Linked DNA regions of Mus musculus: regions 1, 2 and 4 are each linked to region 3. Evidence: chromatin loops called from intact Hi-C (ENCODE). Cell type or tissue: heart. All regions are shown on one strand. Links, peaks and the distances in the headings refer to the core of each region. The heading gives the core; the rest is flanking DNA.

The links. Hi-C counts contacts between places; a loop is a spot of excess contacts. Peaks named below come from ENCODE experiments on the same cell type or tissue, not always from the same donor. Only the 100,000 strongest peaks of a DNase experiment are listed, where the experiment ranks them.
Region 1: it touches region 3 in a loop (4-fold over the local background); 2 of 42 quality-filtered maps call a loop at or near these places.
Region 2: a loop joins it to region 3, with 2.2 times the contacts of the local background. A loop is called at or near these places in 6 of 42 quality-filtered maps.
Region 4: a loop joins it to region 3, with 2.0 times the contacts of the local background. A loop is called at or near these places in 5 of 42 quality-filtered maps.

What each region holds. Positions count from the first base shown.
Region 1 is chr7:81,740,736-81,748,127 of GRCm38, forward strand. It overlaps the pseudogene Gm18806. Among named protein-coding and RNA genes, the nearest start is that of Gm42400, 13 kb to the left of the region's middle. In heart, for the core only: a CTCF peak has its summit at 3,602 (motif pointing left); no DNase peak of the experiment used is centred there.
Region 2 is chr7:81,519,543-81,526,934 of GRCm38, forward strand. It overlaps 2900076A07Rik (RIKEN cDNA 2900076A07 gene), which reads left to right and starts at 4,008. Exons shown (of 4, transcript NR_160675.1): 1 at 4,008-4,134. In heart, for the core only: a CTCF peak has its summit at 3,611; a DNase peak (open chromatin) is centred at 3,929; H3K4me3 peaks cover 1,470 bases; H3K27ac peaks cover 1,574 bases.
Region 3 is chr7:81,452,427-81,459,818 of GRCm38, forward strand. It overlaps Cpeb1 (cytoplasmic polyadenylation element binding protein 1), which reads right to left and starts at 2,332. Exons shown (of 12, transcript NM_007755.5): 1 at 2,208-2,332. The coding sequence starts at 2,222. In heart, for the core only: a CTCF peak has its summit at 3,170 (motif pointing right); DNase peaks (open chromatin) are centred at 2,105 and 3,065; H3K4me3 peaks cover 1,544 bases; H3K27ac peaks cover 1,361 bases; H3K27me3 peaks cover 2,500 bases.
Region 4 is chr7:81,759,519-81,766,910 of GRCm38, forward strand. Ramac (RNA guanine-7 methyltransferase activating subunit) reads left to right here and starts at 3,435. Exons shown (of 3, transcript NM_025997.2): 1 at 3,435-3,538. In heart, for the core only: CTCF peaks have their summits at 2,721 (motif pointing right) and 4,195 (motif pointing right); a DNase peak (open chromatin) is centred at 3,423; H3K4me3 peaks cover 1,753 bases; H3K27ac peaks cover 1,624 bases.

The sequences.
Region 1 (7,392 bases), core at 2,391-4,890, 290 kb after region 3:
TGAGGCCCAGGGTGGCATGGAGGCCCGAGAACTTTCTTCTCTCTCTTTCCTGTTTTTGTTTGTTTGATTGGTTGGTTAGATTTGTTTAAACAGGGTTTCTCTATGTAGCCCTGGCTGTCCTGGAACTCCCTCTGTAGATCAGGCTGGCCTCGAACTCAGAGAATCACCTGCCTCTGCCTCCCAATAAAGGCTGGCAATAAAGGCACATGCTGCTACCACTCAGCTTCTTTCCTGTTTTTTAAAACATTCATTCATTCATTCATTCATTTATCTATAATAAATTTACCATTTGACCCAGAATTTCCAAGTTTAGGTATAAGCCCATAAACTTTAATAGTAAGGACTCAAATGGTTACCTGTGTCTACATAACCTGCAGAGACAGCCCAAGTTAAGTAAAACATAGAAACATAGCATAAGCCCACAATGAAATGTTATTTAACTTTTAAAAAGGAAAGGTGTGCTGATACATGCTACAGTGTGAATGATTCTTAAAGAAATCATGTTGACATGAACTAAGACAGTCACCAAAAGGAAACTAAAAAATGAGTCCACTTAATAGAGATGCCAAGGATGGTCAGATTCATAGGAAGAGAAAACAGAATTCTGGTTGTAAAAGGTTAGGGAAAAAGGGAGATGGGAAGTTAGTGTTCCACTGGCACAGAGTTTCAATTCAGGAAGAAAGTAAAAAAGTTCTGAAAATGATGGTTGTACAATGTGAAATGTTTAATGTCACTGAACTGCGTGTAAGAATAGCTAAGGAGTTCAATTTTATGTATTATATTGCAAAGATGAATTCCTGAAACTCTATGGTAGCCTGCCTAAGACCTGCGCAAGATCAGGCCAATCAACATGACCAAGCACGAAGTTCATGACCTCATCTCAACTGAGGAGCTGTGGACAGCTGATGCCTTCTAGAGGAGGGAGAGTCAATGTCCTTTAAGAGGATTATCCAGGGGGCTGGTGAGATGACTCAGCAGTTAAGAGCACTGACTGCTCTTCCGGAGGTCCTGAGATCAAATCCCAGCAACCACATGGTGGCTCACAACCATCCATAATGAGATCTGAAGACAGCTACAGTGTACTTACATATAATAAGTAAAATAAAATAAAATTAAGTTTAAAAAAGAGGATTATCCAATGTTTTTGTGGATTGGCCACACTCCAGTCAACAGCCCCACCCCAGGAGTGTATGGGTGGCACCAGTTAGAGCCCATGAACATAAAGTGGGGACTCCGCTGGCTGGTGGATCTGGGACACATGCAGGAGGGAGCTGAGGTAGGAATGATTACAATACATTGTATGAAAATTTCAAATTCATAAAAATACTAAAACAGAATAAAACAAAGAGAGGTCTTTTAAAGATAAACAGAATATCTCTTAACAACCAGAAATGACCTGGTGGATCATTTTCATAGGATTTTCTATTTTACAATTTTGCTTTTTAAAAAAACCTAAAAACAAAACATATGGTAATTTAAATTCCATTGGGCAAGGAAATGGCTGCTTGTTGGTGGCAGGAGGCAGGGTAATGTAAGGGAAATGTGACAAGCCATTCTGGAATTTTCTGTTTAGCATGCCTTGTAAGAGGAATGAAAATGAACCTGGTTCCTACCCCACACAAAAATGATGACAGTCCTGAAAATATGGAGACAAGAAAACGAGTGAGCCCTCACTGTGCGTGACAACGGCTGGTTAAAGTCAGACGGACTTGGCAGAGAGGTGGTGGGGTTTTGGTTTCCTCGTAGAGGCCCCACGAAGGGGTAGCTAGAGCTCCTAAATTGAAATTGTGTTTACAGGAAAATCAGAGCTTCAGTCAGATGAGCCGCACCTCAGGGTAAATGAAGCTGCCATTTTCCACGTGGACTTCAAAGAGAATCTATTTTCAAGTTAACTGGTAATTTTGTGCCACTTTGTTAACATCAACCTGCTTGGATAATTACATCTGACGATTAAAAAAACTCCTTACCAAGCACCATTTGCTTGGAATTTATTGATCCATTTAGTATATTAGAAAGTCCTTGCTATAAGAAGGTTTGCTTTCAGAGGCAGATTATGAATTCAAGCAATCTTCAAAACAATTTGTAGAAAGAATTTATAATTCTTTATACAAGTTACAATAAGGACATCTTTCAGAAAGCTGTGCTCAGAATGGGAGTCTATATTCCTGAAAAAGATGCAGTTCTTGAATTAGAGGAAAATGCTACAAAGAGCCTCAGTAGCTGTGAGTGTTGTGATGTCCAAAGTGGTGTACTTACAGGGCTGGGCGAGCCTGTAATGCGTCTGACAGCAGCGGGAGATGGAGAGCCACCGGTGCAGAACCCGAGCAAAACACAGTTAGTCTGCGCCTCAGTCTGATCATCAGAAAACAACTGGCATCGTAGAGATGCTAACCACAATTCCAATGTCCACAAAGCCAAAATTCATGCATTCCCCCAAACAAACATCACACTATTGAAAGAGTCATCGCTTAATTACCTGAGTTCCTGGAGCTCAGGAAAAATCCACTGAAGTGAGGCAGCGAATCTAGCAGTGAGATCCCAACGCCGCCGCTAATCCCCCTCCGAAAGAAACGAAAAGGCTGTGTGTCACCAAAGCCATGATCTGTAATAGTGCTTTAGATGAATTCAGAAATGCAAAAGTTGATTCATATACGGCTGAGATAGCCTAGGTTAATGAAAATAACTCTGAAAGAAAGCATCTAATGTCAGAGGAAGAATTTCTAAGTCTTTTAATGCAACAAACTCCTTGTTTGTCCTTGTCAAAGGACGTAGCTATAAACCAGAAGCTCTGAGACAGTCTCTACCCAGAAGCTGGCAGGATGCTGAACCTTTCTTTGATCTATGGTGATCATTTACCTGGGGTCTTGGTTTGTTAGTTGGCATGTGTGTTTCTGATTTGGGAAGGGTGGGGGAGCAACAGGGTCTTATGTAGCTCAGGCTGGCCTCAAATTCACTCGATGGCAAAGGATGACTGGAACTTCTGACCCTCTTGCCTCCACTCTCCAACTTTTGGGATTATAGGCATGTGCCATAATGTCTGGCTAAAACTATGTTTACCTTTCTTGTTTATGTGCCAGAAAATAACCAACCAGTTATAGGTGGTGTCTCATCCATTGATGCTATGGTACCGATCATAATCATGACATATGTTGCAACAAACACGGCTGATTAAACCTGATAGTGAACATGCTGACGCCACCTAGAGCTTACTGCTGTCTAAAAGTTACAGCAGCACTAAGTGACGAAATGTTGATAAAGACATACTTGTCTAGCCTGCAATATGAGTCAAAATGGTTTCTGGGGCTCTTAAACAGAATCTAAAAGCTTTAACCAGAAACATTTGGTAGCATACTCTGTCACAAATATGAGACTCTGCAAAAAATCTAGTGCTATTTTTTATAGTACACACGTCAGACATACAAACTTCAGGGTTTTTAAAGACAATAACAAAAGCCAGCCTTCTCTTTACAACTAGAAGCAATTTTATTTGGCCTGCGGGGTTTAAACTCAGTCCTCCAGTTGAGTGGAACAGCGATTGACTATTTCAATCACTAACACATATAACAATGTCAAGAGAATGTGTCAGGCGTGGGCTCCCTCTCCTGGTTTGGGCCTGGTTAGGCCAGTCATTGGTTGGCCACTCCCACAAGCTCTGAGTCACCAATGCCTTAGCACAACTTGCAGGCAAGACAGGTTTTGGGTTGAAGGTTTTGTATGGGTTGAAGTGGTATGTCCCAGTCCCACCACTGGAATCCTTGCCTGGTTACAGAAGATGACCGCTTCAGGCTCCATGTTCTCCATTACTGTAAGGCCTCACTAGGGTCACCCTCAGAGGTTCCAGGGAGTTTCCTCTGCACTAGGTTTCCACATGACCCTCTAAGTGCCTCCCCATTCCAGGCTTCTCTCCCAGCTCTCTCTCTCCATCCCTCCCTTCCCAATCGGGTATCTGCTGTTCCTCCCCCCCCCCCCCCCCGTGCCACTGGAAAAAGTCTATCTCTGTGTCGCGTGAGATGCATGTGTCCCCTTAGAGCCCTTCTTGTTACTTAGCCTCTGGATCTGTGGGCTGCAGCATGATTCTCCTTCACTTAGCAGCTAATATCCACTTATAAGTGAGCAGAGCCCGTGTTGGTCTTTCTGGGTCTGGGTAGTCTCCCTCAGGATGACTTTTTCTAGTTCCATCCATTTGCCCGAAAAGTTCACAACGTAAGTTTTCTAATAGCTAAATAGTACTCCACTGTGTAAATGCACCCCGTTTTCTTTATCCATTCTTCAGTTGAGGGACATGTGGGTTGCTTCCAGTTTCTGGCTATTATGAATAAGGCTGCTATGAACATAGTTGAACAAGTGTCCTTAGGGCATGGTATCCTTTGGGTATATGTCCAGGAGTGGTTGGTATAGCTGGGTCTTGGGGTGGATGGATTCCCAACTTTCTGAGAAACTGTTATATTGATTCCCATAATGGCTAATAAAGTTTGCACTCCCACCAGCAATGGAGGGGTGTTCCCCTTGCTCCACATCCTCACCAACATAACCTGTTAATTTGTATTATTGATCGTTGCTATTCTGTCAGGTATAAGATGGAATCGCAAATTTGAAAGCTTCTTGATCCAATAAAATTCATCATATAATATAAAAGGAATTTTTAGTCATTTAAGAAAAAAGTTATATTGCCGACATTTTCTAGTACTTGTGGATTTTTTGTCTTCTCAACATATATGTTTCATAAATCTCAATATTGGTACTTTGGAGTGAATGTATGAGTTCATTCACTTATAGTAGTAGCATAATATAGATAATGACACTGTATAAATTTCTTTTATAAATTAGGATTTCCTATATGCTACTATACTAGCTGGGTTTTGTCAACTCCCATACAGATTTAGACACATCTGGGAAGAGGGAAGCATAATTGAGAAAATGCTTCCATTTTCTTGACTAATGACTGATGTTGAAGGGCCCTACCTACTATGGGTGGTGCCATTCCTAGGCAGATAGGACTAATGGTATAAGAAAGCAAGCTGAGAGCAAGCCATGACGAGGCACTTCTCATGGCCTTAGCTTCAGTTCCTGCCTCCAGCTTCCAGCCCAGACTTCCCTGGATGACGGATTATAACTGTAAACTGAAAGAAACCCTTTCCTCACCAAGTTGCTTTGGTCATGGTGTTTATCATAGCAACAGAAACCCAAACTAAGACAGATATCATAATTATTCTAGTTTTTATAAGTTTCAAATTATTTATTATTTTAGAAAACTAAATAGAAAAGCTAACTGGTTAGATCCAGTTATATAAATTTGAGGCATATATTCTGAGATATGCCTTTATTGTATATGTTTCTAGGGTGAAACTGATATTTAAAAATATTTAAAATATTAAAAATATTTAAGACTGTTGATTTATATTATTATATTAAAAATAACCAGGACTGGAATTAGATTGTTCCTAATGGAAATGTTATGTAGAAAGAAAAACTACAAAAATATTCTAGACTTTCTGAATATCTCCTATCTTTGGCTTAAGAACACTTCTGAGGTAGATAAAATATAATTGAAAGCATCTTGGAATGTCTATCAGCTTTAAAGCTTTGGTTTTAGCTGTAAGACTTTGTTATAACAATATATACACTGCATGGATATTTGGAATGTCTTCTTCATAGTCCTTAGGTATCTGAATACTTCCTGAGGATGTCTTCTGGTAAGTTTGGCAACTTGACGTTTGTTACCAGGCTAACACTATGACATCACACGCACCTCCTTTGCTCTTCAAAGATAGCTAAGCTGCAAACAATGTAAGAAGGAAATACAAGTAGAACTAAATGCCCACTCCCGCCTTGCCTTGCAGAGATTATCCTGGGTTCCCATGTCTCCCAGGTTTCCTTTATTTTTAAGCTTCATTAATGTTACTAAAAATAGCAAGAAACCATGTAATAACAATGTGAAGATACATCCATGTTCCTGAATTTTTATTCCTGCAAAAGAAAAAAAACTAGAAAAATCGAGTATCTGCTGCTTATCAAGTGTAAATAAGACCAATCTTACAATAAAAATTAGGCAAATCATTATAGCAGGTTAAAAACGGTTTTGTTTTCAGAGAGGGTCTTGTTCTGCAGCCAAGGCTGGCCTCTAACTCACTTTATTGCCAAGCTGTTCTAGAACTTATGGCAATCCCCTGCCTCAGCCACCACCCCTAACACTGTACTGAGATTACAAGTAGAATGGTAGACTGTCTTAACTACATTTTTCCTGACATGGCAGCTAATCATATTCTCATTCTCTCTAGGAAATATTCTTTTTTTCATTAATTAATTAATTTACTTTGCATCCTGATCATGACTTCTTCTCTTCCTCTCCTCCCACTCCCTCCATCTCCCCTCCCCTCCCCCCATCATGGGAAGGACATAGAGCCTGTACACATATACGACAGATGTACAGCTAGGTCTTCATGTGGAGCTCCTAAGAACTGGAGCAGGGGCTGTCTCTGACTCTGTTACCTGCCATTGGATCCCTTTTCCCTAACTGGGCTGCCTTATCTAGCCTCAATTGGAAGTATTCTTATTACTGCTCTTTAAAAAATGACAGCATTGAGTTGACATTGTCTCTCCTGACACCAAAGGAAAACTAGTTGTAGTGTAATTTCCATTACTTCATTTTTTTCCAATTAATACTCACCAACAGACATAACTAACTAAAGTTTTACTTCAAGTATTTAATGATAGGGCTAGAGAGATAACTTCTGCTCTTGAAGAAGACTTAAGCTTGGCTCTCAGTACTCTTGTCAGATGGCTCCCCACCACCTTCAGCCCCAGCTGCAAGGGAAGCCAGCAAACTCTTCTGGCCTCCATGGATATCCATGTGCATGGGTACATACACTCAGATACATATAAATAAAAATAAAAGTATTTAATGCCATTAACTAAGACATTTGTCTTGTGTTAAATATGTTTGATTATGAAAAGTATTATTGTAAATTATTAAAAGATTATCAATTGTTGAGGCTGGTGAGATGGCTCAACAGTTAAGAGCACTGATTGTTCTTCTGGAGGTCATGAGTTCAAATCCCAGCAACCACAGGGTGGCTCACAACCATCTGTAATGAGAAACAAAAAAAAAAAGAACCTATGAGCCAGAGCGAGTGGGCTGAAGCAAGGGGGCAGAGCAAGGGAGAGTGAGAGGGGGAAGGGGGAAAAAAGACTGTCAGTTGTTTAAATATTGTTTTTAGATATTGTTTTTCACTTGCCATATCTTTTATTCCAAATACACTGACAAATTGGATATATTGTTTCTTAACCTACTTGTCTTAGTTACTTTATTATTGCTCTGACAAAACACCATGACCAAGGCAACTTACAAAAGTGTTTAATTGGGCTCATGGTACCAGAGGGTCAGAGTCCATG
Region 2 (7,392 bases), core at 2,110-4,609, 67 kb after region 3:
GCTACAAAGTAAAAGAAGACTCTATAAAAAGGTTACAATGCTGTATGGTTGTAACATTCTGAAAAACAAAGCTATTCAAAGGGTGAAGATGTCATGGTTTGGGGAAAAGTCAGGGAAACTGGGCATAGCACAAAGGTATCTTAAGCAATGAAAATACTCTGTAAGCTCTGATACAGGTTGTTGTATAGTTATCAAAACCCACAGAATGCAGAAAGAGTGGTCCTATGGGTAGTGGTATGCTAGCATGAAAGTGACGTGCACGGAGCAGAGTCTCTGTGCCTCTCCCGCCCTTCTGTGAAGTTCAATGTGCTCTAATTTTTTTTTATTTAATTATGAACCAGGCAGTGGTGGCACATGCCTTTAATCCCAGCACTTGGGAGGCAGAGGCAAGCAGATTTCTAAGTTCAAGGCCAGCCTGGTCTACAGAGCTAGTTCCAGGACAGCCAGGGCTACACAAAGAAACCCTGTCTCTAAAACAAACAAACAAACAAAATCTAATTACAACCTAAAGAGCAATGGAACAGACAACAACAATGCATTAAAATAAGAACATAAATGAGGTTGTATTTGGAAGCAAATTCGCAACTAAAAACAGCAGGGTAATGTAACAGATCCCAGAAGAAAGGTAACCATCTTAGACTCTTACTAAGAAGTATTAGCTGAGTGTGGAGGCATAGATCAGTAATCCTAGCACAGAAGAACCAGAAGGTTAAGGCCAGACTGAGTGAGAATCACAGTGAAACCCTGTCTCAAATAAGTCAACCAACCAATCAACCAAGCAGACAAGCATAGTCCTTGTGAGATGACTTTGGTGGTTAAAGGTACATGTGGCCAAGCCTGACAACAGGAACTTGGTCCCCAGGACTGCCATGGTGGAACAAGAGAACTGACTCCTGTAAATTGTCCTCTGACTTCCAGACACTTGAGCCCCCTTCCCAACAAATACATAAATAAATGTAATAAAAATTTTTAAATAGAAGTAAACAAAAAAGACATTAGAGAAACAACAAAAGAGGAAGCAAAACCATTACAAAAACTAAACATGTTATATGAGCTGGGTGTGGTGAAACACATCTTTGACCCCAGCACTCAGGAGACGGATGCAGGAAGATCTCTATGAGGTCCAGGCCCGTCTGATTTACACAGGGAATTCCAGGACAACCAGGGCTAAGAAAGAGGAAAAAACTCAAATGATCACATTCTTGGGATTCAGACCCAGGACAAGCAGCTGAGGTGCATAAGTAGACCTAGCCTCCAGGTTCTCCCAGCATCCCTCAGTCCCTACCGGTTGCAGCGTAGGTCTGGCATACCCTGCCCTCTGCCCTGAACTTTCTAGCCCAGGGGCTGGGCTGCCCCTCCCCCTGAAGCTCTTCCTTATATATCTAGACAGTTTGGCCTCTCACTCTCTCTCTGCTTGCTCTTTCTCTCTTTCTCTTTCCTCTCCCCCCTGTCTCCCTCACCATTAGTGAATTCACTGGTCCTCTCCTGTGTGGTCAGTGAACTCCCCCAACAGCTGACCCCAATAAACCTGCCTTTATACTTTAATTTGATTTCATTTCATCAGTGGAGAATAATGTCACAAATGATAGCAGAAAATATTAACTCCCCAGCCACTTCTTTTGAGGCATCAACAGCATAAATGTCACCTGGGGTCAGAGAGATGGTTTAATAAGTTAAGACACTTGCCACCTGCCATCTCACCGACCTGAGGGGCTCTACTTTCTCACACTTTGTTACTGGTAGATCACAAGCTTTAACAATTAACCTTTGAGCCCATGAACCTACAAACAATTAACCTTTGCTAAACCTTTTAATAGTTTAACACTATAATCTTTTTAGAAAGAGAATCAAATGAAAATTATATTTTTATTTCTTTCCTAATGATTCTGCCCTTTTTGTATCGCTCTGGGTAGAAAACCTACCATCCTGTTGAATATTAGAAGTGAAAATGGATTTTCACATGTTACTGTTCCCTGTGACAATAGCTATTAAGTTTCATGTTTACAGTAGGCTTCTGCTAAAAGCTTTTCATTAAATTACTATCTATTCTCATTTCGCTAAATAGAAACTGGATTTTTAAATGTTAACCTTTCAGATAATTGTGTAGTATTAAACTCCTAAATTATTAACACAATGAATTGCAGTGATAGGTTTTTAAACGTTAAACACTTCTGGGGAAACCTTTCTTTTTTTTAAGTCTATCTGGATAGACTACTCGGTAGGCTTAGTGATCTGTCAAGAGCTTTGTCTTTTGGTGAGTTTAACTCCGAGTTTTCTCTTGAGCTATCTTTGCTGGGTTTAGCTATTAAGACACTGGTGCTGGTAAATGATCTGAGCGCTTTCTTATGTTAAAATACAGTGTTCGTTGGGGTGGAGAGATGGCTCAGTGGTTAAGAGCACTGACTGCTCTGTAATGGGCTCTGATGCCCTCTTCTGGTGTGTCTGAAGACAGCTACCATGTACTCATACTCATATACAATAAATAAATAAATAAATAAATAAATAAATAAATAAATAAAATACAGCATCCATGACAGCAAATCAGGCAAGTAAAGTATGTGCAACTTGATGCCCTGTACCAGGCAAAGGAGCCAGTGTGTGCCTGTGCCCAGTGTGTGCCTATGCCCAGTGTGTGCCTATGCCCGTGTGTACCTATGCCAGGGTGAGAAAAGCACAGGCCAAGCCTAGAAAGTGAGTGTAATGGTCTCACTCTGTAGCCCTGGCTCTCTGTCCGTCCTTCCTTCCTTCCTCCTCCTTCTCCTTTCTGCTTCTCACTGTATAGCTCTGGCTGGCTTGGAACTCTCCACGTAGACCAGTCTGGTGTTGAACCCTGAAGGCTGGTATTAAAGTAGTGTGCTACCATGCCCAGAAAAGTTACATCTTAAATGAGTAAGAGAAATGAAGTAGATTTGGCTCAAGCTGATAAACAAGGTAACATTTTTGCTCCTGATTTTGTATATTAAATCCAAAAGCCTTGTATGTTTGGACTGCATGTAAGGTCCTTTCATTACACCTATGTTTCTTATTTTGTTCTTTTTGCTTCAAATTCTGACCTCAAACTCGCAGCATCCAAATGAACTCTGAACTCATTGTTCTAAACCTGCTTACTTTTAGTTTACTTTAGCATTTGGTTTGCACATTCCTGGAGAACTCTGGCAGCTTACTAGGGTGCTCAGTAATTGCCGCCCCTGAAATCTTAAGTCTTTTCTGCAGCCTCACAATGTGAACTGGAATAAGCTGGGCTTTTTAATCCAACAGGATGGATGTCCTTGTAAAACACAGCAATAAGCAGAAATAAGGAGAACAAAGTTTGACAACAGAGTAGGGCCATGCTGCCTCAAGTCAAAGCACACACAGGATTTTTAGCGATCACCAGAAACTAAGTAAGGCAAAGATATCATATTCAAAATGACAGAGGAAGCCTACCTCTACCAAGGCGCAAATGTCAAATGTCTTTTGTTTTAGTCTCTCAACATTTGAGGTCTATCCTCAGGAAATTTATCCAAAAGTGATTTTACTTATCTTCCTAGACCCATGATCAAGGCTAGGAAGCTCTTGGTCCTTTCCTGGATGAATATGCATGGGCTTGCAACCAGGGGGAGTCAAGAGAGCGACTGAGTAAAGGTTACTGAGGTGCAGTGCACGCTTTGCTCTCTATAAGCAGGGTGGCAAGAATGAAGAACACTGAGAAGCTTAACAGCCAGGGCTGGGTAGCACAAGAACGCAGAGGAGTGTCGCAGGGGCGGGACGGCGTACTTCAGTCCCCAGGATGCCGCCTGCCAGGGGAGCAGAGAATAGCATACTCAAAACAATGCGGCAGCTCTCCACACCCACCCAGGAGCTACAAGCCGGCCCCCGAGTCTCCCACGATCCAGACGCCACGCAGCTAGACGCTAAGCAGCAGAGGACTCGCTCTGAGCATGCGCACTGGGAAGAGCCAAGCCCAGCCGCGCCGCGCGGTGCCTGACGTGGAACTTCCTCCCTACGGCTAAGAAGCCGGAAGTGGACTCATTTTCCACCGGAAGGAGGGAGAAATTATGACCGAGAGCCTGACACCTGATGCTAGCGGCTTTTGTCTCGCCAAGTTGACCCAGTATTTGGCCACCTTGTGCGGCGGGTGACTATGGTGTCCAGGTAAGTGGCTGACGTGGCAGGCGTCCCAGGAATGGGAGAAGAGATGGGTAAGCTGCCCGGCTATCGATCTTCCTTCTCTGTGTTTGTTTTTTCTCCATCTTTTTCAAAGAGGGTTGCTAGCCCACGGAATGGTGGGTAGATATGGAAGGAGAAATACGCGGTCACACAGACTGAAGTTAAATTAAGCACACACACATACGTACGTACATACATGCACACATACAAACACATATTCACATGCACAGAGCTGTTGAATATTGGCTCTGTAAATCCAGGCATTCCGAATCGATGACTCTTGCCTGAGGGAGGAATCACCTGTTGCAGTAATTTTAGCGCCCGTGAGCACATGCACACGCAGTGGGTGATTTTTAAGTTTCTTGAATGTGTCAGCAAAGGCATTTAATGTTAGAAAAGGGCAGCAAGGAGGCGGTGGAAAGTTGCATGGTTTGTTGAGGACAGATTCTAAAATCCCATAGAATTCTTGTACAAAGGAGTTTTTATATTGCTTTCTGATGGTGTGCGTGGATGGGTAGGAGGTTGGAAAATTGAAGGAGTGAAGACAGTAGTGAGGTGCACTTAGATACTAGCCTGATGGCTTAGTAGTTAAGAGCATTTGTGGCACTTCCAGAGGCTCTGAGTTTGGTTCCCAGCACCTATATCAAATCACTTGTACCTCAGGACCCAAGGAGTCCAACACACTATTCTGGCCTCCTTGAGCACCACACACATATGTCATTCACTCACAAAGACACGAACATACATATATATAAAGCTTAGATAAGGTGTGAGTCCACCAAAGGAAAGTCATTCGTCAGCCATCAACATGTTTGACCCTGTAGATCAGTGGGTCACAACCGTGGGTCACAACCCCTTTGGGATCAAATGACCCTTTCACCTAAGGGGTCACCTAAGACCACTGGAAATACAGACATTACATTACAATTCAAAACAGTAGCAAAATTACAGTTATGAAGTAGCAACAAAAATAATTGTATGTTGGGGTCACCACAACATGAGGGTATTAAAGTCACAGCATTGGGAAGGTTGAGAAGTGCTGCTCTCGATGGAGATGAGTTTGCCGTGTCTGCCGTTCCCGGTGTACTGTGTAGCAACAGAAGGCAAACATGGGAATCTTCCTTACCTATTGCCTGTTATTGCATAGAAAACCCTGGGGGTCTTAAGCAAGATCTGAGCTCCCCCTAGAAAGCTTGTAGCGGAATACTTATTTGTGCGCTCACTATGGCTTTGTGCTGGCAACCTGTAGAACTTTACCCTAGCCTCTTTATGGGAAATTCACTATAAAGAATTTGTAAGTTGCCTACAAGTCGAGGAGAGATGCTGTAAAGTTCACTGTAATCAGTCTCTCTCTGTCTGTCTGTCTGTCTGTCTGTCTGTTTGTAGGTAATATGACATCTGGTGCTTGTGTAGCTTTAGGTTTGCCCTGCATTAATGCTGCCAGCTCAAGTGGACCCTGAGTTATTGCTATTATCTTTCTTATACTACAGTGGAAACATGTAGGACAGTGGAAACCTGTCAAGGAAGGGAGCCTAAGAGGTCCAAAAAGGTAACTGTATATTAGCAAACACAGAAACATTATCAGCATCAATGACAAAAGACCTTAATAATAAGGAACCATTCAGTTAGGTGTTCACTGTGGGGGATCCCTAAGTACTACCTGTAAACAAATTTCAAAATCTTTGCTCCCAAGATACCCTTAAAATTATTGAGAGCTCAAAAGAACATTTATAGGCTATTAATATTTGAGCTATTAGAAAATGAAAGCTAGCCAAGTGATGGCTACCCCTGCCTTTAATCCCAGCATTTGGGAGACAGAGGCAGGTAGATCTCTGTGAGTTCAAGGCTACCTGGGTCTACAGAGCAAGTTCCAGGACAGCCAAGGTTACACAGAGAAACCCTCCCCCTCCCCGCCCCCACACACAAGAAAAGAAAATGAGGTCTGAAACATGTTTTAAGGATAAGAATAAAGGGCACACACCCCAGTAGTTTTGACAGTGGTCAATGTCTCCACATATTTTGTGGATTCTAAACTCTGCTGTTTGTCACTCTCTTGTTTTGATGGAAAATATTTTGACCTTACTTAACATCGGAAGGCTTTCAGAGGCTCCCATAGGAAGCATATTGTAAGCATAAGTGCTTTCCTTCCAAGCCTGACAATACAGACCTGAGGTCCAGTGTTCCTGAAGTTATATCAGGAGGATGGCAGTTCAAGAGCTGTCTGGGGCTAGAGAGATGGCTCAGTGGCTAAGAGCACTGACTGCTCTTCCAGAGGACCTGAGTTCAATTCCCAGCAACCACATGGTGGCTCACAACCATCTGTAATGGGATCTGACGCCCTCTTCTGGTGTGTCTGAAGATAGCAACAGTGTACTCATATACATAAAATAAACCTTTAAAAGAAAGAAAAAGAAAAAGAACTGTCTGGATAACTGAGAGAGACCTTGTCTCCAAATAAAGGGTACAAAGGCTGGGAATATAGGTCAGTGCTGGAGTGTTCAGTTAGCATGCACCAGGCTCTGGTTTTAAGTGGCTTTATCCAAATGTTATAAAAATAACTTTTTGTTTTATAAGTAAGTGTCACTGTTGAAATTGTGACATGGGCAGCAGTGTCACCTGTAAATGCAATTATACGAAATGCACACACATCACACACACCTCTAGAAGCTGTATAATTGTGGACACAAGAATACAAATGGGTTTACATTTTGTGTTTCCTTTAGAAATCCTGTTGCCTGCTACTCTTGGAATTGATTCCAGGGCCTCAAACATGCTAGATAAGTGTACTACCAGTGAGCTGTAGCCCAGCCTTCATGGCTTTTGTTGTCTTAAGTAACTGGCTCAGACCTACTTCTCCAGACTTACCATTCATTGATTAGAACATGGAGCAATGATCAGTAGTTTCCATATCTTCCCATTCTCTTGGTCTGTGTCTCACCTCCTGCCAGGAACCTGCAGGCTATTGCTGTTCTGCATCTACTTCCTTTCTCTGTTTAGAATGCCCATGAGTTTTGAGTTAATAGGTAAGTATACAAAAACACATGCCTATTACTGATTAGAGTTGTCATGCTCATAGGTTGTTTAAATTTTCTCATATTGGATGTAGCTCTGGTATGGCCGGTACCTGGTGTGGACAAAGCCCTGAGTTTGATCAAAGTTGGGGAGGAGGGGAGAACCCATGATCTTTATCTTGTTTTTTTGTTTGTTTGTTTTGTTTTTCGAGACAGGGTTTCTCTGTGTAGC
Region 3 (7,392 bases), core at 1,749-4,248:
CTGGGGGGCCTCTGCCAGGGAAGCTGTCTGTAAAACAATCATTGGGAGGGGAGCAAGTGTTTTTATACTACAAAGCTGACTTACCTCTACACTTGTCAACTTTCATTAAACAGAGCAGGCAGTGCCAAATGACTCAAATTTAGATAACTGTGAGAAGTAAGAGGGTGGGACATGGTAAACGCTACAGAAAATGCCCCGTGAGTTCCAGGCAAGATCTTACAAGAAAGGGTAAACGGTAAGTGGTGACTCTTGAACACTACTGTCCTTAGGGGCTCCTAACAGGCTACAGCCCCAGTGTACGTTCAAAGTCGGCGGTCCATTCCTTTCTACATACAGGGAAAACAATCTTGAACTTCTTGTCTTGTTTTGCCTGTTGTATTTTTCTGTTGTTTAAAAAAAAAAAGAAAAGAAAAGAAAAGAAGAAAAGAAGATCTTGTGTCCTTACACTCAAAAAGAGCATGCGAAAGTGGAAACTCGCCTCATCAAAGTCTCCACTGGTACACGTGGCCCGAATCACCTAAGAGGTGGCCTGGAGAAAGCTGGTACACGCGTGCCTTTCCAGAACACTAAACTCGACCCACTGGCCCCAGCAAATGACGCAGCCCAGCAGTTTACCCAGGTGCCAGAAGAGAGTGGGGAGGCAGCCCGGTAGCCAGGGAGACCAAAGGAAGCAGTTGCCAGAGAAATGCGTTCATCAGAGTCGGGCCTGGAGGCCGCGGTGGGGGATGGGGCGGCCTGAGGCTGGCAGCCCCAGGCTATTCCAGGTCTCCGGTGCTTCCGACATTTCCACAGGCTTAATTCTATCTGAGGGCAGGGCAGAGTCAGCCTGCAAGGCACAAAGTGCCACTACAGAGCACGGTGCTAACTAACGCCTGCGAGGCTGCACAGAACGAGGCTGCATAGGACCCTGGAGCCCAGGTGCTCCGTGCTTTCTGGTGTTGCGGGCCACTTTGCAGGAACCGTGGCCTTGCAGAGCCCCCTGGAAATGAGGCTCGTGACCGTGAGAGGCTGGAACCGCACAGCAACCCACACGGGTGGCCTGCGCTGCCCACCGAGGACGCTCTTTGCTGACATGGGTCCCCCTGCCTAGGCATGGGCCTCCCCCCACACACACCCCGTTGCGTCTAGGCCCCCAGTGAAGCAGCCTTGTCAGCCCTACCCGCCCAGCGTCCAGCCTCCGCTCCCCCAAACCAGAGGTCAGGGCTGGAGGCCACGCGAGCCCATCTGCAACCCGACACCCCCGAATTTGGACACCTGGCCTTGCTGGCTGAGAAACGCTGAGCGACACCCTCGAGGCCACATGAGTGCGTCCCGCCAGGCCGCCCGAGTGAGGCAAGCGGACGCCGCCGAGGACTAGCTGGCTTCCCGCCTGCGCCCCCTCGCGGGCTGCTCAACTCCTCCTCCCCTCCGGGCCCGCGCCCCCCAGCCCCGCGAGGCTCCCGGGGACAGCCCTCGAAGCCCGGTCACACGCACGTGCGACCTCACCTGGCCCGGTCCACCCTCGGGGCTAGGGCTCCGGGAGCAATCGAACGTGTGAAGCCACGTGACTTCCCCGGGCTTGGAAAGAGCGCGGCCCGCACGAGGGGCCCGAGACCTCGGCTTTAAAGGAGCCATGTCAGCGCCGTCGTGGCGCGTCTCCCCCTGCGCCGCCCCAGCCTGAGGGGGTCTCCGCGGCTCGCTGCTGCGCCGCCCGCAGCGAGCCGCCAGCCCCTGCCTCCTGCGGGACGCCAAGGCGACTCTCGGGGAGAGAGAGAGAAGGAAAGAGAGAGACGGGAGCCGCGGGCACCGCCGGCCAGCCGGCCGGCCGCTCGAGCTCTCCCGTGCGACGGCTGCGGAAAAAGGAAGTGTTGGCGTCCGGGCGCCCGTCCGCGCGGCCGGCTCCTGTCTGGACGTATGTTCGAGGCCACCGAGAGTTGTGCAAGTGCAGCTCCGAGGCCCCGGCGGTCGCCCCCGAAGGGCCGCGGCGCCTTTAAGCCCAAAGGCCTGAGTCACGAGGAAGCTCCCTGCCCCTCCCCGCGCGCCCCACACCGCTCCACGAGGCCCACGACCGCGGGCATGTGACCGGCGCCCCGCCCGGGACGCTAACCCGGGCGGCGGTGAGGGGGCCCTGTGAAGTGGCGAGACTGCGCGCGGACCGTTAGCCGAGGCGGCCGGCGGGGACAGCAGCCCCGCCCGGCCCGGCCCCGCCCCGCCCCGGCGGCTCTTACCAGAGAGAAAGCCATGGGGTCCGGCGTGGCCCTAAGGGACTGGCGGGCGGGCGGGCGCGCGGGCCGGCGGGTCTGTGCGGCGCGGGACGCGCACACACGTGGGCACTATTTTTGCAGCGAGCAGCGCACGACTCCGCACCCCGGCGGCTTATAAAGCTCCGCGGCGCTGGCCTGACGAGGAGCACCTGTGTCGGCCCCGCCCGGCCTCGTCCCCGCCCCCGCCCCCTGCGCTCCTTCCTGCCGTCCAGACCCGCGCTCCGCCGCCCACCCTGGGCCTGGGGGTCCGAACGGGGGGTGGGGGTTAGTTCTGAGGCTCGAGCCAAGACAGACCACCACTGCCTCCCCGGAGCCCGAGGGGGCTCAGGCCTGAGCAAGTCCCTCGCCCGGTGACCCTGACCATTTCACTCTCCCGCGGGCCTCAGTTTCCCTACAGATTTACAAGACCCTGGGATGCCCCGCTGCGCCGGTGACGTGCGCCCCCCCCCCAAAAAAACGTATAACCACGCCTCTCCTTTGCTAGTGACCTCTCGGGTGGAAGCCCCGGTGGCACCGAACCCAGCCCCTCCACCCATCCCCACCTGCAGCAGACACGCCCTCACTTCAGACCGACTGCCACTGCATCTGGAGCGAGCTGGAACCCGGAGCGCAGGCGTCAGGGGATTCGGGAAAGTTCCGAAAACAGCAGTGATCCTCTTCGGATTGCAGTTCCCCAGGGAAACCGCTCCCGACGCTCCCTCCAGAATGACAGGACGCTTTACTGACAAAATTCGGGGCAAGAGATCAGGGTGAGCGAAGCTGTTGTTCCGAGAGGCGTCATGGGCCAGCTAGGGCTGGACCAGACCGGAAGCCCAAGCGAGCGCAGAGGCGGAGATGGCATTCCGGGCTGCAGACCAGGGAAGGCGGAGAGGGAGGAATGCACTGAGAGGCTCAATCTGACTAAGACCAGCTAATGCGTGTTGGTGCCACAGGAGGGAAGCCCGAGCCCAGTTTCTGAAGGGCTTTTATTCTGCAGCTAGCTGGAAACTAGAGGAAAGGTGAACAAGCTTGGAAGTTGCCAGGTCTCTTTTAAGGTGTTGCTGGAGAGTTGGAGGTGGGAAATAAGCCACTAGGTTGGTTAAGAAAGAGAACAGAGCTTATTGAACATTTCTAAGTGTTTTATATGTTATACTTTTTATTCAGCGCGTATTATACTCAAGGTTCCTCCTGACAGGTGAAGAAGCTGTTACCAACTTGCTGGCAGGTTTGTGAGGCAGGAACGTATAAGCTTCTGCCCAGGGTATTAAGAAAGGAAGCCTACGGTCCTAGCCTAGTGTGTTTGGAGAAGGTGGGGAAGAGGACAGATGCTGGAGTTAAAGTGCAGAGGGAGCTGAATGACAGCTGGCTAGTCTCCATTCTGTGGTCGTTCCCAAGGGTTACTGAAGTCCTAAGCAGAAAGGGTGGTTACAGTATGGAGAACCCATCCCCTTAGGAGCAGCCCAACCCCCATCTTGGCAGCATAGGCCTGATAAATCAAACCTAGTATTTCTTGCTTCTCTTCTCTTCCTATTCTGAGAGGTGCCACACTTAGATGCCTACAACATGGGAACTGTAAGTGAGGGTGTATGAGATGCTCTGAAGACCCAAGGCATATCTGGAAAGACCGATGGCATCTATGACTAAGACATCCATGGTGGCTTAGGCCCATAACTGCAATACTATCACAGATGAGGCAGAAGGAGGGGTGCCTTGCATCCGAAGGCAGTTAGGAACTACAGTCTGAAGGAAGTCTACCTCAAGGAAATAAATTAATTAATTAACTAATTAATTAAATGGAAGGAATAGGTTAGCCGATAGGCATCAGAAACCTCTAAAATATCTCATCTTAAGGTCGCCATGTACCTTAGTAGCTGCCAATTTGTGATCCTTCACATCCAGTCCTCCCTGACCCAAAGTTAAACAAGATAAGAATCTAAGACTTGAAATGGCACCTGAGGGCCTATGGGAATGGATACCTGAAAAAATATAAAGTTTCAAGCTCCCAGCCTATAAGAAAGTAACTTTGAACACAGATTTCTGCTGCTAAATCACCGTCCCTAAACCTAGCCAAAGGCAGGAGGAGTGGAGTATTTTCTGGGCATTCAAGCGTGTACTTCTCACACTTCTAAATGCTTTGCTTGTTAACTCATAGGTAAAGAGGCTGCTGTTCAAAGAAGGAACATGCTTGGCTTCAGCTGTTTGGGAGACTGAGGCAGGAGGGAGGATTGCAAATTTAAAGCCAGCCTGTGAGGACAACTTAGTAAGCCTGTGTGCCCCTACCCTACATTCCCTCACCACACCCCCAGACTCAAGAGTAGAGTTGGGAATATAATCAATAGGTGTGCTTGTCTAGTACATACAAGACTCCAGGGTCAACCCCCAGTATACTACAAAAGAAGGCAATTAAGTGACTTCCTCAAGGACCCCTTGCCAACAGGGGCAAATGGAGAACTCAGACCTGTCGTTTTCTGTTTTCATAGTCTGATGAGAGTAAAACCTTTGGCATCTCCAGCTTCCTTTCATATTTTACATCTATTATTTATTTGTGTGATATGGATACAAGTGGAGGTCAGAAGACACTCGCAGCTCTCTCCTTCTACTCTGTGGGTCATGGGGCTTGAGCTCAGGTCATCAAGCTTGGTAGCAAATGTCTTTACCTGGTGAACCATCTTGCCCTGCCTCACCCCACCCATTTTTTGAACTGACTGAGTCCTTGATCCTCCTACCGGGTGTATGTGTGTGGTATACATGTCTATATGTGCAAGTGCATGCACATACACACACAGAGTAATGAATTTTTTAAAGTCCAGAGGATCAGCCTCACTTTTATCATATATAAATGTAAAATTGAAATAGGTTAAATATATAAATGTGAAAAGTTGTTTTTGGAATTTTAAAGAAGAATATAGGAGAACATCTTTTTTAATTTGTTAAAGTCTAGACTCACAACCAAAAATATTTTAATTTGTTGTTTTGGTTTTTTGAGGCAGGGTCTCACCATGTAGCCCAGGATAGTCTTGAACTGAGACTCTCTTGCATTTACCTCCTAAGGTAAAACTCATAGGGTTATAAGTCTATGCTATGTGGCCTAGAAGGAGACATTTTTATTGCCTCAGCCCATAGACAAATTCTTCAAATTATAAACAATAATAAAAAATGAAAATGATAAATTTGATCACACTATAGTTTAAAGCTTTATGAAAAATATTTAAAGCTGGAAATAATATCAAGGTCTTCAAAGATCTAAGATAGTTTGGATATCTAAGAACTTCTATTCTCCACAATGCAGTCAATAAAATATGTTCTGTGAGCAAAATTTCCCAAGATCAATAAATAACTGTGTATGTGTGCTGTGTGTATTTATGTGCACATGAGCATGTGTGTTCATGCAGAGGCATGAAATTGACACTGGATGTCTTCTTCCATGGCTCTACCACCACTTCCCCTTTTAAAATTGTGTCTTAGTGAAACTGGAGGTCACTTTTTGGCTAGTCTGGCTAACCAATGAGTCCCTGGGATCCTGGGGTTGGGTTTCTGTGTGGGTGCTGGGGATTCAAGCCCATGTAGCAAGCCAAAGCTATTTCCCAATCTTTCTGTGTTGATAGTTCTTAGAAATTTGCCCCTATTCTCTATCAAAGCTGATTCAGAGGTAAAAATGAGTCTGAGTCCAGCATTCAAGTGGCTCTCAATTGGTGGATCAATCTCAGACAAAACAGTGATAAAAACAGAACTCCTGAGGGGGGAGAATCCAGGGCCCCCAAGCTCTCCTGAAGTCAGCAGCTCCAGCTGCTGTCTGGTGCCACAGTGCCTGGCGAATCCCCAGAGCCAGATGCGGCGCTGGCCCCTGGGACTGCTTTTGTTCTCTTCCCCTAACAGGAGGGCCACACCTATTTCACTCTGGCATACTTCTGAACAGATAGGCACTTAAGAGACAGGGTTACAGAGACAAAGAAGCTAGAGCCTTGGTCACAGGATCAAAAGCTGTGGCACTATATTTCAACTACCTAGACCTGGAGGCTATTCTCCACAACCCACTCAGACATAATGCTCAGTGAGAAAAGTATCCCAAGATAATAAATACCAACCTTGAATAACAGTGCATGCTCTGTCCCACTTATGGGGGAGGGATGGTCACAAGCCCCCTTGGGATAGTAAAGGTTCTGAGAAGGCCTGCAGGAAATAGTTACTTCATTTCAATTGACAATTGCTCCTAAACTTATTTCATCCCTTTTTTTTTTTTTTTTTTAAGAACAGATGATGGTTGAATGCCTGTTGCTCCTCACCAGGGAAGGCATCAGGCAAGGCCACCAGGTTTGTCACAGGTGTGAAGGCGCTGATCCTCACTATTCCCTGTCAGCTGCCCGTGGTGCCACAATGCACACTCACCACAGAGTGCTCAGAATCCCAATTTGGTTTTTAATGTTAAAGATTGCTTTGTGCATTGTGGTTACATTCGTTTTTGTTTTACATTTAAGTCTATGGGGGTGGGGGAATTGCGCCACAGCACAAGTGTGGAAACCAGAAGACGACTGGAAGGAGTTGATTCTTCCCTTCTGCCAGGTGGTCTCGGGGGCTGAAGACTTAGGTCACGAGGCTTGGAAACAAGCCCCCTTGGCTGCTCAGTTATATGGCAGGCCCCAAAATCTGTGAACAGGATCCCCAAGATACTGCAGACAAGTGACTTAAGAAGCAAGGCTGTGTTTCTTCTGTTCCTACTCCTCTACAATGGCCATCTGGGTCATCTCCCAAGCTGGGAGTGGGTCAGAGCACTAGGCCCTCTATCCAGCCAGGTATAATGGATATTATTTTGAACTGTACAGCAATATTTGGGGAATTCCCCATATGATGGGTCCTTTTTTCCCAAAGAGCTTATGAAGGAAACCAAGGCAAATTGCCAGCTATTAATGAGAACTAGGCTCTGCTCAGACTTAGGAAAACACTGTGGGAAGAGGTCTGTGGGGATGCCTAAGTAGTTAAAGGGATTGCAAGGCAAGTGGAAAGACCCCCAGACCCACACAAATACTGTATCAGTGTGGCATCCTGCCTGTAATACCATCCTGGGAAGGTGAAGGCAGGATTTCCAGAGCAAGCTGGCTGGGGGCTCTACCATACCAGTGAGCTCTGGGTGCTACTGAGAGATCCTTCTTCAATGAGTATGTTGGAAGAATGA
Region 4 (7,392 bases), core at 2,695-5,194, 310 kb after region 3:
ACAGAGGAGAAAGTGGGGAAAAGCCTCAAAGATATGGGCACAGAGGGAAAATTCCTGAATAGAACAGCAATGGCTTGTGCTGTAAGATCCAGAATCGACAAATGGGACCTCATAAAATTGCAAAGCTTCTATAAGGCAAAAGACACCGTCAATAAGACAAAAAGGCCACCAACAGATTGGGAAAGGATCTTTACCTATCCTAAATCAGATAGGGGACTAATATCCAATATATATAAAGAACTCAAGAAGGTGGACTCCAGAAAATCAAATAACCTTAGTAAAAAATGGGGCTCAGAACTAAACAAAGAATTATCACCTGAGGAATACCGAATGGCTGACAAGCACCTGAAAAGATGTTCAGCATCCTTAATCATCAGAGAAATGCAAATCAAAACAACCCTGAGATTCCATCTCACACCAGTCAGAATGGCTAAGATCAAAAATTCAGGTGACAGCAGATGCTGGCGAGGATGTGGAGAAAGAGGAACACTCCTCCATTGTTGGTGGGATTGCAAGCTTGTACAACCACTCTGGAAATCAGCCTGGCAGTTCCTCAGAAAATTGGACATAGTACTACCAGAGGATCCCGCAATACCTCTCTTGGGTATATATCCAGAAGATGTTCCAACTGGTAAGAAGGACACATGCTCCACTATGTTCGTAGCAGCCTTATTTATAATAGCCAGAAGCTGGAAAGAACCCAGATGCCCCTCAACAGAGGAATGGATACAGAAAATTTGGTACATTTACACAATGGAGTACTAATCAGCTATAAAAAGAATTAATTTATGAAATTCCTAGGCAAATGGATGGACCTGGAAGACATCATCCTGAGTGAGGTAACCCAATCACAAAAGAACTCACGTGATATGTACTCACTGATAAGTGGATATTAGCCCAGAAACTTAGAATACCCAAGATACAAGATACAATTTGCAAAACACATGAAACTCAAGAAGAACAAAGACCAGAGTGTGGACACTTTGCCCCTTCTTAGAATTGGGAACAAAACACCCATGGAAGGAGTTACAGAGACAAAGTTTGGAGCTGAGACGAAAGGATGGACCATCTAGAGACTGCCATACCCGGGAATCCATCCCATAATCAGCCACCAAACGCTGACACCATTGCATACACTAGCAAGATTTTGCTGAAAGGACCCAGATATAGCTGTCTCTTGTGAGGCTATGCTGGGGCCTAGCAAACACAGAAGTGGATGCTCACAGACAGCGATTGGATGGATCACAGGGCCCCCATTGGAGGAGCTAGATAAAGTACCCAAGGAGCTAAAGGGGTCTGCAACCCTATAGGTGGAACAACAATATGAACTAACCAGTACCCCCGGAGCTCGTGTCTCTAGCTGCATATGTATCAGAAGATGGCCTAGTTGGTCATCAGGGGAAAGAGAGGCCCATTGGTCGTGCAAACTTTATATGCCTCAGTACAGGGAATGCCAGGGCCAAGAAGTGGGAGTGGGTGGGTAGGGGAGTGGGGGAGAGTATGGGGGACTTTTGGGATAGCATTGGAAATGTAAATGAAGAAAATACCTAGTAAAAATAAATAAATTAGAAAAAAGACTATTTATAAACATGTAATTCTGTTATGCAGTGGTTATCACACATAGCATTGCTACTTTATGATGAACTATTAAACCAGGGAATTTTTTTAAAGACAGTCTCATGTAGCTGAGGGTGACCTTGAACCCATCATCCCCCTCCACCGCCCTAGGGTTGGGTGTCCATCACCACTGTGCTCTTTATCACTTCGTGCTCTTAACTAGTTCAATCAAATGGAACTGAAAGTCCTCCAGTGCCAACTCTGAGGCCCGAAGAAGTGGATTCGTCTCCGTTTTCCACGCCTGTTCGTCTTCCATCGCCTATTTAGTAATGACTGTTTCTGTGACCTGCATCCCCACATCAGCACTGGCCTATTTTTGTTACATTGGTGTTTCTAAACTATGGCGTGGATAGTTTAGAACATAGTTCCACTGTTCATCCCACAAGTAGGTACCGAGTTATATACTAGTACTGAGTTATGTACGGTGTTATATACTAGTGTGATGTACAAATTAAAGGTGTGTATAAACAGGTAGAAAATGGTATTAACACATAAAGTTCTGAAGGTACTGTGGAACCCAGCAGAAGTAAAACTCATTCCCTGTAAAGTCTTAGAGAATGGATGTAATATCAATGTCAACATCTGGAGGTCGTGGTGGTGGTGAGGTGGTGGGGTGTGTGTGTGTAGGGGAGTGGCAATATTCTAAGCATAAGGGAACACTGGCAAGCTATAAAAACATAATGAGTATTCGTGAACTACTGCATTTGGTCTGCTTTACTGTGAGGGAATGAAAGAGAAATATCAGAAAATAGAATTTTGAATCCAAATTAAGATTGTTGGCCTTGGCAGCAAGGAGTTATTGAATATCTTGCATCCCAGTTGTGCTTGAATATGACTATAACTACGGCAGTTGTCTGGTGATATGCTGGTGAGGGGCAGTGACTTAGGAAGAAGGGCATCGGTGCTCTGTTCAGGGAGTGTAGAGAGAACTTGGATGAGGAGTCAGTGGGGATGGGAATGGATGAAAACCAGAGTCACAAGGACCAAATAACAGAACGAGACATCTGACCAGGGCGTGGAAAGAAAAGGTATTCTTTTTTTAGCTTTATTTTATTTATGAGTACACTATAGTTGTTTCCAGACACACCAGAAGAGGGCATCAGATCCCATTACAGATGGCTGTGAGCCACCATGTGGTTGCTGGGGATTGAACTCAGGGCTCCAAGAAGAGCAGTAAGTGTTCTTATCCTCTCCAGCCCTAAGGTATCCCATTTTGACACTAAACTTTCCAGGCTGATCGTATTCCCAAGAGGAGGGCAAGGTCCGGGGAGCAATCTGAGAAAAGTGGCTAGTCAACAGCTGGCATTGCCACACTTGCAAACAACCGAGAAGAGCGGAGACTTCGGGAGCGAGCGGAATACGGGCAGTGGAGGCGTGGGTTCGTCTCTGCAAACACACATAGACAACGGTGCGCAGGAGCCTTACTGCCCAGGCCGGCTAAGAACCGGGTGGGCATCGCCCAAGCAGAGCAGTCTCGTCTGCTCCTCCGCCCCGCCGCCCGGGCTCCGGCTTTGGGGTCTCCATTGACAAGCAGCCTTCCCTCCTAGTCCTACTCTCAGACTTCCCGTACCAGTGCACCAGGCACTGCCAGTTCGAGGGATTTTATACATGACGATATCCTCTCCCCGACGGTCACCAGGCACTGGCTGCGAATGACCGCACTGCCCACCATCGCCACTTTGCTCGACCCTGCGGAGCTTCCCTAGGGCCGCGCCAAGGTTCGAATGTGAGGGGCGTGGCGGGGGGGGAGGGGGAAGCGAGGATTTCTAGATCTCGAGAGACTTGGCACGAGACTCCGCCTTACACGCTCCGGAAGCGGAAGTCGGGTGGTTGAGGGATTCCTGAGCGTTTGTTTACCTTGGAGAGCCGGGTGGGGTGCGGCGGTGTGGACGCCCGAGGTCTCCAGTGCGTCCCATGAAGGGTGAGTACCGCACATGGCGGATGAATCTCCCACCCGGGGCGGCGGAGGTGATGGGGGCCTGGGGCCGGAAAGTGCGAGAGGCCGGAGGTCGCTGCCCCTCGGAGCCTCTTTCTCCGCAGCTCGGCTCCTGACGGCAGTTCTGGAAGGAGCCGCTTTGTCCCGGCCGTCGTCAGCCGCGCGTCGGCTGGCGGGCTGGGATGCGCAGTGGTTAGTCAGTCATCCTGCTCCGTGCTCGGGGCTCCGCTCTGGAGAGCAGCCGAGCCAGGGTCGGCCGACCGCAGGCAAAGCTCTGTGCGGTTCTCTATGTGGTGAGGAGGTTGGTGGGATCCAAGTGCCAGGAAGGCTGTCGGCCGCAGCGACAGAGAGCGCGCGGCCCCTGGTTGCCCGTGCCTGACCTAGCTTGTAGCTGGTGACGACCGAGGCGACGAGGGTCGTCGCCTCTCCGAGTTCCTCCGTGGAAGCTCGAGTTTCCTCGTAGGCTGCTAGGACTGAGATCCTTGGGTCTCTAATCCTGCCCACTCAGATCGAGACGTGTGTGTGCACAGCTCCTCTGCCCACGCACGCCTTTGCGGGGTGGGGAAGAATTGTCTGTCTGCGGGTTGTGTGTCTGTCTGTCTGCGGGTTGCGTGTGCTGGCGCCCGCAGAGGCCGGAAGAGGGCGTCTGTTCCCCTGGAGCTATATTACAGGCAGCTGAGAGCAGCGTGGGTGCTGCGATCTGATCTGTGGTCCATCGGAAGGGTAGTGAGCGCTCTCGACCACTGAGCTATCTCTCTGACACTTCCCTCATCTTTTGAGGTTTCTTCCAAGACCCCCTTCCCCCCAGCCGTATTTTCTTAATATTATTTATTCTATTATTTCTTTTATATGTTTATTATATAATTATATTTTATATATTATGTAATTGTGCTTTATGTGATTATTATACATATGTATTGTATATTTTTACATCATAATAACATTTTTCCCTTTCCTCCCTTTAGACCCTCCCTTTATCCCCTCAGCTCTTTCAAATTCATAGTCTCTTTAGTAATATGTAGATATATACAACCTGCTCAGTTCATATATTGTTACTTATGCGTGTGTTTTCGGGGCTAATCAAATATGGCATTAGAGAACCAGTTGGTGTGCTCTTCCCTTGAGAAGACTATTTCTCTTGCTCTCCGCATTCCTTGGTTGCCTGTAGTTCTTTGTTAAGGCCTCTTGACTTTTCCCTCTTCCACATTCTCTTGTCTTTTGGTAGTGTTGGCCTCAGCCCATATTTAATCAACCTAAACATTAAACAATATAGTTGTCTCAAATCCTTGGGTTAAGTAAAGCTTGCATTAAGGTTTTGTTTCAATTCCATTCTCATGAATAAGTATGAAGATACCTATGTGGTAGGGTATGGGGAAAATAGAATAAATTGTGCCTTTTCCTTGCCTTGTGAATGTCTGTCTTAATTGGGAATGGGGCATTCTTCTAGTGGCTTCTGTGGGTAGTTTGGAATTGTGGACACTTTTAATTAGTTGGGAGTTTTCCTTGTCTTATTTTGAGACAGTGTCTCTCTACATCGCTCTGGCTGTCCTGGAACATACTCTATAGACCAGCCTAGCCTCAGACTCACAGAAATCCACCTGACTCTTCCTCCCAAGTGCTGGGATGAAAGGCATGTGTCACTACCCTCAACCTAGTTGGATTTATTCTAAACTCATTTGGTTTTTGGTATTTAATACTAGTTTGCCAATACCAGGCACAAGGAGGTGTAATAAATAAGGTAGAAGTTAAGTAGTAGCCTGAAAGGTAAAATGTCCAAGTACTGTTTCTTGAACTTAATGAGCAATTGTAGTTGAATTTGGTTGGAATAAGGGCAGTACTGTTATAAATGCTTTACCTATTTTGAGGAAAGACAGGACAATGAAGAAGCTATCTTCCAGTTAAGTAGCCCATCCAAAGCGTCCTTGAAAGTGTGATTAGAAAGGAAAAATGACTTGAGGATATCGGGGAAGATGTGGTTTTAAGTTTTTAGCATGATGTTAAATACACCTCAAATCATAAAATAGGTTTTGGTCCTTTCTCTTTGCCAAAGCTGGTTTTGTACTTCTAGGCTCAGTTGATCCTTCTGCCTCAGGCCCAGGAATGGTAGGTCTACAACATGGGCCATTTTCCCTACCAGGTTTAGAAACTTGGAGGCATTCAGCAGAAACACGAAGTTTGAGTTAGGAAAGCTAGGGGATGGCAAAGCTCAACAGTAGCAGTTCTTGATCACAGACGCCTGGGAAGTGGGAACTACCTGTAGAATTCTGCAGTTTCAAGATCTGAGATGAAGAATAAAAGTGAACTCTCTGGTTTCTTGAGAATTAGACCTGCAAGTTAAGCAAAATCTTTTCCCTTAGGTAGAAGATTAGAGATTCCTATTTTTAAATCTGTATTACATTCATTGTGTGTGCGTTTGTTTGTCATGGTACACATGTGAAGGTCAGAGGACAACTTGTGGGAGGGAGTCTGTTCTCTGTTTCTGCCAGATGGGACCTGAAGTTTGAACTAAGGTTCTTAGCCTTGGCCACAAGCACCTCTATCTACCAGCCCAGATTATACTTTTTATATCCATTAGACAGTATCTATCTTATTATTGTTAGATGTTTCTCATTTCTCACAGTATCTGGAGTAATAATACATTGCATTAAATTATAAAATAGTTACCCATAACTTTTAATAGCCATGCATCTAAATGCCAGTTGCTTGGGTTGGCTTCAGACTCCTGGGTTCAAGTAATATCAGTATCCAAACTACAGGTATACACTTAGGAAGCTGTACCCAGCTTCCCCTTTTTCTTTATTCACCTTTGATTGGGGCTAGTGGGGGCTGGAGGGTTTTTTTTTTTTTTTTTTTTTTTTTTTGTCCTGGAACTTATTCTATATAGACCAGAAGGGCTTTGAACTTAGAGATCTGCCTGCCACTGCCTCTGGAATGTTGGAATTAAAGGCATGTGCCAAAGGCACCTGGCAAAAGACAGGGTCTTCCTTTATAATCTAATTTGGTCTCAAACTCAAAATTCTTATGTTTTAGCCTCCCGAGTGCTGTGATTACAGCTACTGATGCAATTATTCGAGATTCTTTAAAATTCCAATTTCTCATTTTATAGTTAATTTCTCAGTCATTTGCAGGTCTGCTTCAATTCCTACTACTATAAAACAGTCACCTGATATCTGAATCCAGTTCTCTTTTTGGTTCTTTATGCCATTGTCTGGTTTGCCAATATCAACTATTCTTTAGTCCCTTACCTTGTATGGTAATCTTTTCTAGTTGGCTTCTGTGTGTGTACCAAAAACATTGTTCGTGTTCATCTTCATCTCTTACTCTCTGTTAACTGAATTGACACTTTGATGTGTGCCATAGCTTTCTTTAAATTCATTGTACTCTTACCTTTCTAGAAGTTCCTGTGGCACTATAATGTGTGTAATCACTTGCAGGAAGCCTGAGAATTTCTCCTTCCATATCTTCTTGTTGGTGACTATTTCTTCCTGGAATTCTTTTAAAATTGCTCTTAGTTACTACCTCACATTAACCTTTCAGTGTGTTATCTATATTAACAGCAATCTGCCTTTATAGTTTAATTTCACTAGTCTCTACCTAGTCCTTCTAAATAGTATATTGGATCTTCTTTTTATTTTTGTTAATGGCCTTTGCTGGCCTGGAATTAACTGTAAACCAGGTCGGCCTGCAGTTCCTCCTGTCTCTGCTTCCTGGTTACAGGTATGCATTACTGCACAGGACAGTAGATTGGATCTTCCCTTCTTAAGTCACACATAATTCCCATTGCCTATCAAGATACAAAAGTATTTGCATTAGATAAACATTTTTCACAATTTGTCCCT